3 separate regions of the Homo sapiens genome follow, and all the other regions are linked to region 3. Evidence: chromatin contacts called from ENCODE Hi-C or POLR2A ChIA-PET data. All regions are on one chromosome and are shown on one strand. The core of a region is the stretch at or near the end of the contact, and the rest is flanking DNA. Distances in the headings are between cores, read along the strand shown. Region 1 holds the start of FN3KRP (fructosamine 3 kinase related protein). Region 2 holds the start of LINC01970 (long intergenic non-protein coding RNA 1970). Region 3 holds the start of FOXK2 (forkhead box K2).

What was found. A loop is a pair of places that touch in the nucleus more often than their neighbours do. ChIA-PET counts read pairs that join two places held with the same protein, here RNA polymerase II (POLR2A). Pooled maps may share reads with other maps.
Region 1: a loop to region 3 is called in a pooled map, with 23 times the contacts of the local background. The contact joins the promoter of FN3KRP here to the promoter of FOXK2 in region 3. A Hi-C loop is called at or near these places in 1 of 37 single-sample maps with no recorded cell type and 9 of 50 pooled maps. POLR2A ChIA-PET finds 5 or more read pairs at or near these places in 3 of 52 experiments (A549, K562 and activated T-cell).
Region 2: a loop to region 3 is called in a pooled map, with 4 times the contacts of the local background. The contact joins the promoter of LINC01970 here to the promoter of FOXK2 in region 3. A Hi-C loop is called at or near these places in 1 of 168 maps with a recorded cell type or tissue (GM12878), 1 of 37 single-sample maps with no recorded cell type and 9 of 50 pooled maps. POLR2A ChIA-PET finds 5 or more read pairs at or near these places in 10 of 52 experiments (CD4-positive, alpha-beta T cell, CD8-positive, alpha-beta T cell, GM10248 and 7 more).

Annotation. Positions count from the first base shown.
Region 1 is chr17:82,715,446-82,718,149 of GRCh38, forward strand. It overlaps FN3KRP (fructosamine 3 kinase related protein), which reads left to right and starts at 1,261. Exons shown (of 6, transcript NM_024619.4): 1 at 1,261-1,451. The coding sequence starts at 1,311. It overlaps LOC101929552 (a long non-coding RNA gene), which reads right to left and starts at 808. Exons shown (of 2, transcript NR_136400.1): 1 at 122-808. RefSeq lists silencers at 1,078-1,317, 1,338-1,417, 1,498-1,587.
Region 2 is chr17:82,291,337-82,294,077 of GRCh38, forward strand. It overlaps LINC01970 (long intergenic non-protein coding RNA 1970), which reads right to left and starts at 1,478. Exons shown (of 2, transcript NR_135639.1): 1 at 1,187-1,478; 2 at 1-227. RefSeq lists silencers at 1,074-1,123, 1,164-1,413 and an enhancer at 2,170-2,279.
Region 3 is chr17:82,518,388-82,521,196 of GRCh38, forward strand. FOXK2 (forkhead box K2) reads left to right here and starts at 1,345. Exons shown (of 9, transcript NM_004514.4): 1 at 1,345-1,920. The coding sequence starts at 1,502. RefSeq lists silencers at 765-1,424, 1,875-2,054, 2,135-2,184.

The DNA of each region.
Region 1 (2,704 bases), core at 11-2,510, 200 kb after region 3:
AGCCTCCCGAGTATCTGGGATTACAAGCGCCCGCCACCACGCCCCGCTAATCTTTTTTGCTTTTTAAAATTATGAAATGCGGTATACACACAGAAAAGTGCGTGAACACACACATATGTACCATTTAATAGATAGTTATAAAATGATCCGCCCGCCTCAGCCTCCCAAAGTGCTGGGATTACAGGCGTGAGCCACCGCTTCCGGCCTCAGGAGAGGATTCGTGTTTGCTTCTCCCAACGTCCAGGGAAGCGACATTTCCTATTTGCTTTAGACTAAAATCTATACTTGAATTTTTTGTTTACTGTAGGTAATATTAACTAGGGTTGCAGTCCGTGGAGGGCCGACTATGCGAACGGTTTCTATGAACCATCCTTTGCTGAAGGCTGAAACCTCTTCGTCCCCTGGGAGAGTTCCTATTCAGGCCTTCTTGTAGTTAGTTCATCCTTGTGTTGACAGCTGTATTAGGGTTCTCCAGAGAGACGGATCCAGTAGGATATAGACGTAGATCCAGGACAGGAGATGGACTGGGGGAGCTGGCGTTTGCAATTACGGAGGCCGAGAAGTCTGTGAGCCGGAGACCCCGGGACTCGGGTAGCCGGGCTCAGCCCAGGTCGGAAGGCCTCAGAAGCGGGGAAGCGGATGGTGTGGCCCTCAGCACGACCCACCCCAAATCATGCCTTGCCAGGTTTCTGGGAATTCCTGGTCCAGCCCAGCTGGCACCTGACACTGGCCGTAACGGCAGGGCCACTGTTAGCTGTTAGCCTCAGGGCCCCAGGTTTAGGGGCGGTGTCTCCGTTGCACGTGCACCCCGAGCGCGCCCGCCACTCCCCACATCAGGAGCTCTGTTCCTCGGGTTCAGCAAACGCCCGGGCGAAAGCAATCTTAACATTCTGGGCTCCCGGCACCCAGACCTTGGGCTGATGCCCCTTGCTAGTGGGTCAGCTCTTTAGAAAATATATTCTAACTATTTCCATCAGCATTTCCACTTATTTTGTGCAGGAGAGTTGAACCCAAACCGTCTGGGTCGGGGTCGGTCAGGCCCCGCCCCCTGACGTCATCTCACCCCCACCCAATCCCCCGCGCCTACCTGCCTCCCGGCCCCTCCCCTTCCCGCCCCTCAATCCCAGCGCTCATCTCTGCGGCCACGCCCGCCCCTTCCCGCCACCCAATCCTAGCGCTTGTCTCTGCGGCCGGGCCCCGCCCCCACCCGCCCCCCGCCCAATCCTCGCGCGGACTCATGTTTGCCCGCTCGGCCGCCGTCTCTCGAGTCTCCGCCAGATCCGGGGCGGGTCCGCGGCCGCGGCGGGAACATGGAGGAGCTCCTGAGGCGCGAGCTGGGCTGCAGCTCTGTCAGGGCCACGGGCCACTCGGGGGGCGGGTGCATCAGCCAGGGCCGGAGCTACGACACGGATCAAGGACGAGTGTTCGTGAAAGTGAACCCCAAGGCGGAGGTCAGGCAGCGGGTCGGGCGGGCCGGGGGACCGGTTTCTTTCCGGAGAGGGTCGCGGGCCTCGGCGCGGGGCGCGGCCTGGGCTTCTCCCGCCGGAGGCCGTGGGTGGCTCTCCCGGGACTGCCGCCGCCGCCCCTTGCGGGGAACCCTTTGCGCGGGGCGAGCGGTGAACGGGGGCGGCGGAAGCGTCCGGGGCGTCCGGAGGAGTTTGCACCTGCGGGGAACTGTCCGGAGCAGGAACCGCGGCCGCCCCACACCTCCTGTTCTCCGTGAACTTTCTCTCGGGGGCGCTACGTGAAATGGGGCGGGACTGGCTGCTGCAGTCTTGCTCCCGGGGTTCCTGCCCTGCGGTGCTGGTTAAGTGGGGTCGTTCTAGCCGGGGAAGCTGCTTAAGTCCTCAGCTTAAGTGACTCTGGAGGTGTCCATCCCCCGTGAGCCTCGGTCAGTACGTTGTGAAACGGGGCGAAGGTGCTGCCCCCAGGCCAGCTGCTGCGCCTCACCACACCCTGGCATGCTCTGTCCTTCTGTTAGACTCATTCTCGGGCCGGGCGCGGTGGCTCACGCCTGTAATCCCAGCACTTTGGGAGACAGAGGTGGGTGGAGCGCGAAGTCAGGAGTTCGAGACCAGCCTGGCCAACAAGGTGAAACCCCCGTCTCTATTAAAAATACAAAAATTAGCTGGGCGTGGTGGCGGGCGCCTGTAATCCCAGCTACTCGGGAGGCTGAGGCAGAAGAATCGCTTGAACCCAGGAGGCAGAGGTTGCAGTGAGTCGAGATCGCGCCACTGCACTCCAGCCTGCTGGGTGACTGAATGAGACTCCGTCTCAAAAAAAAAAGAGTGTTCCTAGCAGCGGTGACATGGCAGCTGTGGTGGGGCTCTGAGGCTGAGGAGGTGGGGACTCTGAAGAACTGAAAGAAGGATGAAGACAGCTGGAAGTCAGGAGCACGAGGAGAGTGTGTGTGTCTATGTGTATGTTGTGTGTGTGTACGTTGTATGTGTGTATGTTTGTAATGTTTGTATGTTGTGTGTATGTATTGTGTGTCTGTGTGTGTGTAAGGGTGGAGCCCCAGGTGAGGATGGGAGAGTGGGCAGGGCAGTGGTGTGTGTCTCAGGAGAAAAAGAAAGGCCGCTGGCCCTGACCTGTTCTGCGGGGATCACTGCTGTGTATGTTGTGTGTGTGTGTCTGTGTGTTGTGTGTGTATGGTGTGTCTGTAAGTCGTATGTTGTGTGTGTTGTGTGTCTGTATGTGTTGT
Region 2 (2,741 bases), core at 228-2,727, 230 kb before region 3:
TTATTTTTAGTTTACAATTGGAAGGCTAGTGGGCCGGTGCAGAATCTCGCTGACTTTTGGGTGAGCATGTTGAGGGCCCCCTGCGTCAGCTGCTCTTCTGTTGAACGGTGCAGGGTGGGGAGGCCTGGGCTGCACTGGCCACACAGTCCCCTCAAGAAGATCTTCTACGTGAAACAAAGGAGCACTGAGCGAGGGGAGCTCTGCTCAGAAAGGACCATCTTGCATCACTGAAATTGTGGGAAATGATAACAAAAAATTGAAATGTCGTGAAGAAACACACCAATAAGACCATTTTTAAATATACAGAGGAAGCTAGAAAATACAGAAAGAGGAACCATTCGGACAAGATACTCAGGAAATATCCAGGATTGTTATACCTAAAACAGCCCTCACTGCCCCCCTCCTGGCAGCGCACCTGAGCCCGGAGCCTGCCAGGGACAGCTCTGAGGAGCCAGGCAGGGCCAGGGATGGGCTCTGAGGGGCCAGGCAGGGCTAGGGATGGACTCTCGTGCCTGCCTGCTTGAGGCTTCCTTGGTCAGAGCGAGCGATGCCACCTTTAGGATGGCCAGAATTAGCAAATAAAAATATGGGATGCCGATAAATCTGTACTTCAGATAAACAATTTTTAGTACATGCCCAACGCGGTAGAGGTAAATCTATAGGGGCTGAAGCAGATTTGCTGGGCCGTGGGCAGGGTGGGGAGTGAACGCTCATGGGCACGGGGTTTCTTTCTGGGGCAACAGAAACGGTGTCACATGAGATAGTGAGCATGGCCGCCCATCTCCGAATATACGGCAAAGCCATAAGCTTTCAATAAGTGAATTTCACAGTAAGTGCATTATATTTCAACAAATCTGTTTTAAAATCTTAACTGAGCCGGGCGTGCTGTCTCAGGCCTCTAGTCCCAGCTACTCTGGAGGCCGAGGCGGGAGGATCGCTTGAGGCCAGGAGTTCAAGACCAGCCTGGGCAACATAGCGAGACCCCATCTCTACAAAAAACACGTTAAACAAAAACGTTAATTGGGCGTTCCGTGTTGTATCCAGCAATCCTAACCGCCCTCCGTCCCCGCGAGCCCCAGTCCTTCCCCTGCGGCTGGGCTGGGTCCCCCGTCCCGGGCGGTGAGGGCGCCCTGCAGGCGTCCACAGAGCTGGGCTTCCGTGGCGGCAACCCTAACCCCAGCGCCACCTGGTACGGCCCGGCCCGCGGGTCCCTCCGGGTCAGGACGCAGACGCGCCCGCGGCGGTAACCGGGGGCCCGGGGGCCTCGGGCCCACCCCGGCCAGACCCCGGGGAGGAGCGCAGGACACTGCCCGCGCCGGGACTCGGCTGTTTCCGATCCTCCCGGGCGTCCTTTAGGAGACTCATTCGCAGCCGACGTTGCGGAGGCGCAGGAAAAGGGCGAGCAGGTGCCTCAGGGACACCACTTCCAACCGCACGCCGATCGCCGGCTCCACCATAAATAGAAACGGGTGGTCTCTAATTGGCCTAGCTCTAATTGGCCTAGCTGTTGTCACGTGCTCTCCGATGGCCCAATCACTAAGGCTGGACGATGCTGCACTGTGAATGGCCAGGCCCGAGTCATGTGCCCGGAGAGGGCGGGGCTGGGCCCTTCCGCTCGCCGCGTCTGGCGATCGCGGCTACGGAGACCCAGGAGGGCCCGGCCAGGAGACCCGCTCTCTAGAGCGGCGAGGGCAGGGGTTGCTAGGGCGCCGGGGTCGAACCCGCGCTTCCTGCAAGTCTTAGGGCCGCATCCCTGCCGAGGCGGGCGTTGGGAAGGGTGGGAGATGGGAAGGTGCGGTGGTGCGGGGAGGGGAGGGCGCCGGGAGGGGTCGGAGAGGGGTCGCGGGTTTTGGGGCTGCGAGGAGGGAAGGAGGGAAGAGGAGGGAAGAGGAGGGCAAGGGGAGGGGAGGGCGGGGAGGAGAGAGGGCGCGGGCAGGGGAGTGGAGGGCGCGGGGAGGGGAGGGCGCGGGGAGGGGAGGGCGGGGAGGAGAGAGGGTGCGGAGAGGAGGGCGGGAAGGAGAGGGGACGGGGGGAGGGAGGGGACGGGGGGAGGGAGGGGAGGGTGGGGGAAGGAGGGGAGGGGAGGGTGGGGGAAGGAGGGAAGGGGAGGGGAGGGGAGGAGAGGGCGGGGAGGGGAGGGGAGGGCGCGGGCTGCGGGGCTGCGGGGAGGGAGGGGCGGGTTCAGGGCTGTGGGCCCCGCCCGGGGCACCGCCTGGATCAGGCCTGAGGCCGGCTGCAGAGAACTTGGGCACCGCGGACCAGATTGCTGGTCACCAGGATGAAAAATAAAAAAGACCCAAACAGCTCCCCCGACCCCGCCTTCGCGCAGGCCCCTGGCGTTCTGCTCAGGGGTTTTTGTTTAATGAAGAACGTCAAACATCTGGCAAGGTCGGAATGATTTTGCGATGAGCACCGCCTGGATTCTGCGGTGAAAGCGACTGTGTGCGCGCTCACGGCCTCGCCTGTCCCTGCATCAGCCCATCTCGTCAGGCAGATCAACATGAAGCTGTAAAACGGATGACTTAGGCCGGGCGTCGTGATGGGCGCCTGTAATCCCAGCTACTCGGGAGGCTGAGGCAGGAAAACCGCTTGAACCTGGGAGGCGGAGGTTGCAGTGAACCGCGGTTGCACCACTACACTCCAGCCTGGGAGACAGAGCGAGACTCCGTCTCAAAATAAATAAATAAAACATATGACTTAGGTATATACGCATGGGGGGAATCCTCGTAAGGCAAGAACGT
Region 3 (2,809 bases), core at 95-2,594:
CGGCTTCCCAAAGCACTGGGATTACAGGTGTGAGCCACCGCGCCCGGCCACAGGATTTTTTCTTTTTAATGTTAGGAGTTTCATTGATTAGTGAACATCTGGACTATTGATCATCTTGATTTAGATGGGATCTTGTAATTTTTTAAACGGTGGCGAAATTCTTTTTTTAAAAACTTAGTATCAGATTGGTTAAGATATTAACTATTCGTTCATGAGAGTTCATATATATATAGTTCATATATATATAGTTCATATATGTATATAGTTCATATATATAGTTCATATATATATAGTTCATATATATATAGTTCATATATATATATATAGTTCACATATATATAGTTCATATATATACATATGAGACGTAGTTTCACTCTTGTTGCCCAGACTGAAGTGCAGTGACGCGATCTCGGCTTACTGCAACCTCCACCTCCCAGGTTGAAGCAATTCTCCTGCCTCCGCCTCCCAGGTTTAAGCAATTCTCCTGCCTCAGCCTCCTGAGTAGCTAGGACTACAGGTGTGCACCACCACACCCGGCTATTTTTTTTTTTTTTTTTGTATTTTTAGTAGAGCTGGGATTTCACCATGTTGGCTAGGCTGGTCTCGAACTCCTGACCTCAGGTGATCCGCTCGCCTCGGCCTCCCAAAGTGCTGGGCTTACAGGCGTGAGCCACCGCGCCCGGCCTCGTGTATATTTTTAAACTGTGTGCTGACGACAGTTAAGTAAATGTGATTCAGAACTTCTGCGTATTTTGCAGGACAGTTTTGACACAATGACATGACTCGCTAGCCAGGAAAGATAACGACATCCAGTCCTGGAGCTGCTGGTTAAAAACGAACGTGTCACCGGGTCCCCTGGGTCTGAGGCCACGCGGCACGCGGCCCCTCCGCGATATTCCCGCACCTCGCGGGGAAAAGGCCGCTCGGCGGCCGGGCCTGGGCTCGCGGGCCGCCGCCTATCCGCACCCCGGCGTCCACGCCGGGTTGGGGGCCGCTGCGTGCCTGGCGCCCGCTGTGACCTTGGGCCTGGTCCCGCCCGCCGCGCCTAAGGCGCTGCCAGGCCGGGCTCAGACCCCCGAGCTCCCGCGCCCGCGCCAACCCCGCGCCAGCCCCGATCCCGCGCGGGCTGCCGACTGTCCGCCCCGGGTTTTCCGCGGCGCCCGGAGTCGGGACTGCGTCGGGCGTCGCCGCCGGACGTGCCGGCAGCTTGGTGCGACGTGTCTTGCCATTGGCCTGCTTCGGTAGCCCCACTGCCGTACGCCGCCCCCATTGGCCGGCGTAACCGTCCGTCAGCGAGGGGCGGGCCCGGCGTGCCGGCTCGGTGGCGCGGCCGCGCGTGCTCCCGCCCCTCGCCGCCGCTCGCTCGCTCGCCGGCCGGCGGCCTCCGCTCGGCCCCCTCCCTCAGCTCCGGTGCGCGGCGGCCGACGACCCGCGCGGCCTGGGCCTCGGCCCGCGCCACCGGCGCCCGCGCGGAGCGGCCCGGGGGCCCTCACGCAGGCCCATGGCGGCGGCCGCGGCGGCGCTCTCGGGCGCGGGCACGCCACCCGCGGGCGGCGGGGCCGGGGGCGGCGGGGCCGGGGGCGGCGGGTCCCCGCCGGGCGGCTGGGCCGTGGCGCGCCTGGAGGGCCGCGAGTTCGAGTATCTGATGAAGAAGCGCTCGGTGACCATCGGCCGCAACTCGTCGCAGGGCTCGGTGGACGTGAGCATGGGCCACTCGAGCTTCATCTCCCGGCGCCACCTCGAGATCTTCACGCCCCCGGGCGGCGGCGGCCATGGCGGGGCCGCTCCGGAGCTGCCGCCCGCGCAGCCCAGGCCCGACGCCGGCGGCGACTTCTACCTGCGCTGCTTGGGCAAGAACGGGGTATTCGTGGACGGCGTGTTCCAGAGGCGCGGGGCGCCGCCGCTGCAGCTGCCGCGCGTGTGAGTGGCCTCGGGGCGGGGCGGGCGGGGTCTGCGGCCTGCAGCGCCTGGCAGGACGGGACGGGACACGCGCCCAGGCCCGGGACCACCCACGAGCGGGGGCCCGACTCTCCCACAGCCGGGACCACCAGCGGGACCCAGGCCCCGGCTGGATCCCAACCCTCGACAGCCCCTGGCCCCGACCCCCGTCCTCCCGGTCCCCTTCCTGGCAGGTGCAGCCCCCCGTCTTTCCCCCTTCCTGGAGCCGGGGCTGCGGGCGGCTGCGCGCGCGGGTCAAGGTTTCTGGGTTCTGTGCGTGCGGGGAGTTCACGTGTGCTGTTTCTATTCTGCAGCGAGGTCGCGCTGAACAGAAATGTGAAAACGGTGTGCGGTGGGAGGAACTGCCCCGAACTAAAATCTATGTCTCTTAACCGATGAAGGGTTGTCTGTTGTCTTTTGTTGTTGTTGTTGTTCAGTCGTTTTCAGTAGTGAGCTGTTTCAAGAGTGCGGTGTTTTAAGCAGGAAGGACTCCTTTTTCCCTGCCGTGTTTTCAGTAGGCCAAATTGGAAGACGCTTCAAGCATGATGGATTTTCAATCTGTGCTCTGAACCTTAAAATTTAGGGAAAACTAGATGCTTTTCGCATAACTTCTACAAAAAGACAGTTGATTAGGAATTATTACAAGGTCATGTAGAGTGTTAAGTCAGCCTGATAGGGAACTGCCTATCCTGCTACAAAACAATTTAGCTTGGTCCTGTGGTTTTATGAAGTTATCGTTTACTCTGCTTGAAACACAAACTTGCTGTCTAGGAAATGCTAATTATTCCTCAGGGGCTCACTTCTAGATCATTGCAAGTACAGCCTTTGTCCACACAAACTGGAATTTTTTTGTTTTTTGTTTTTTGAGACG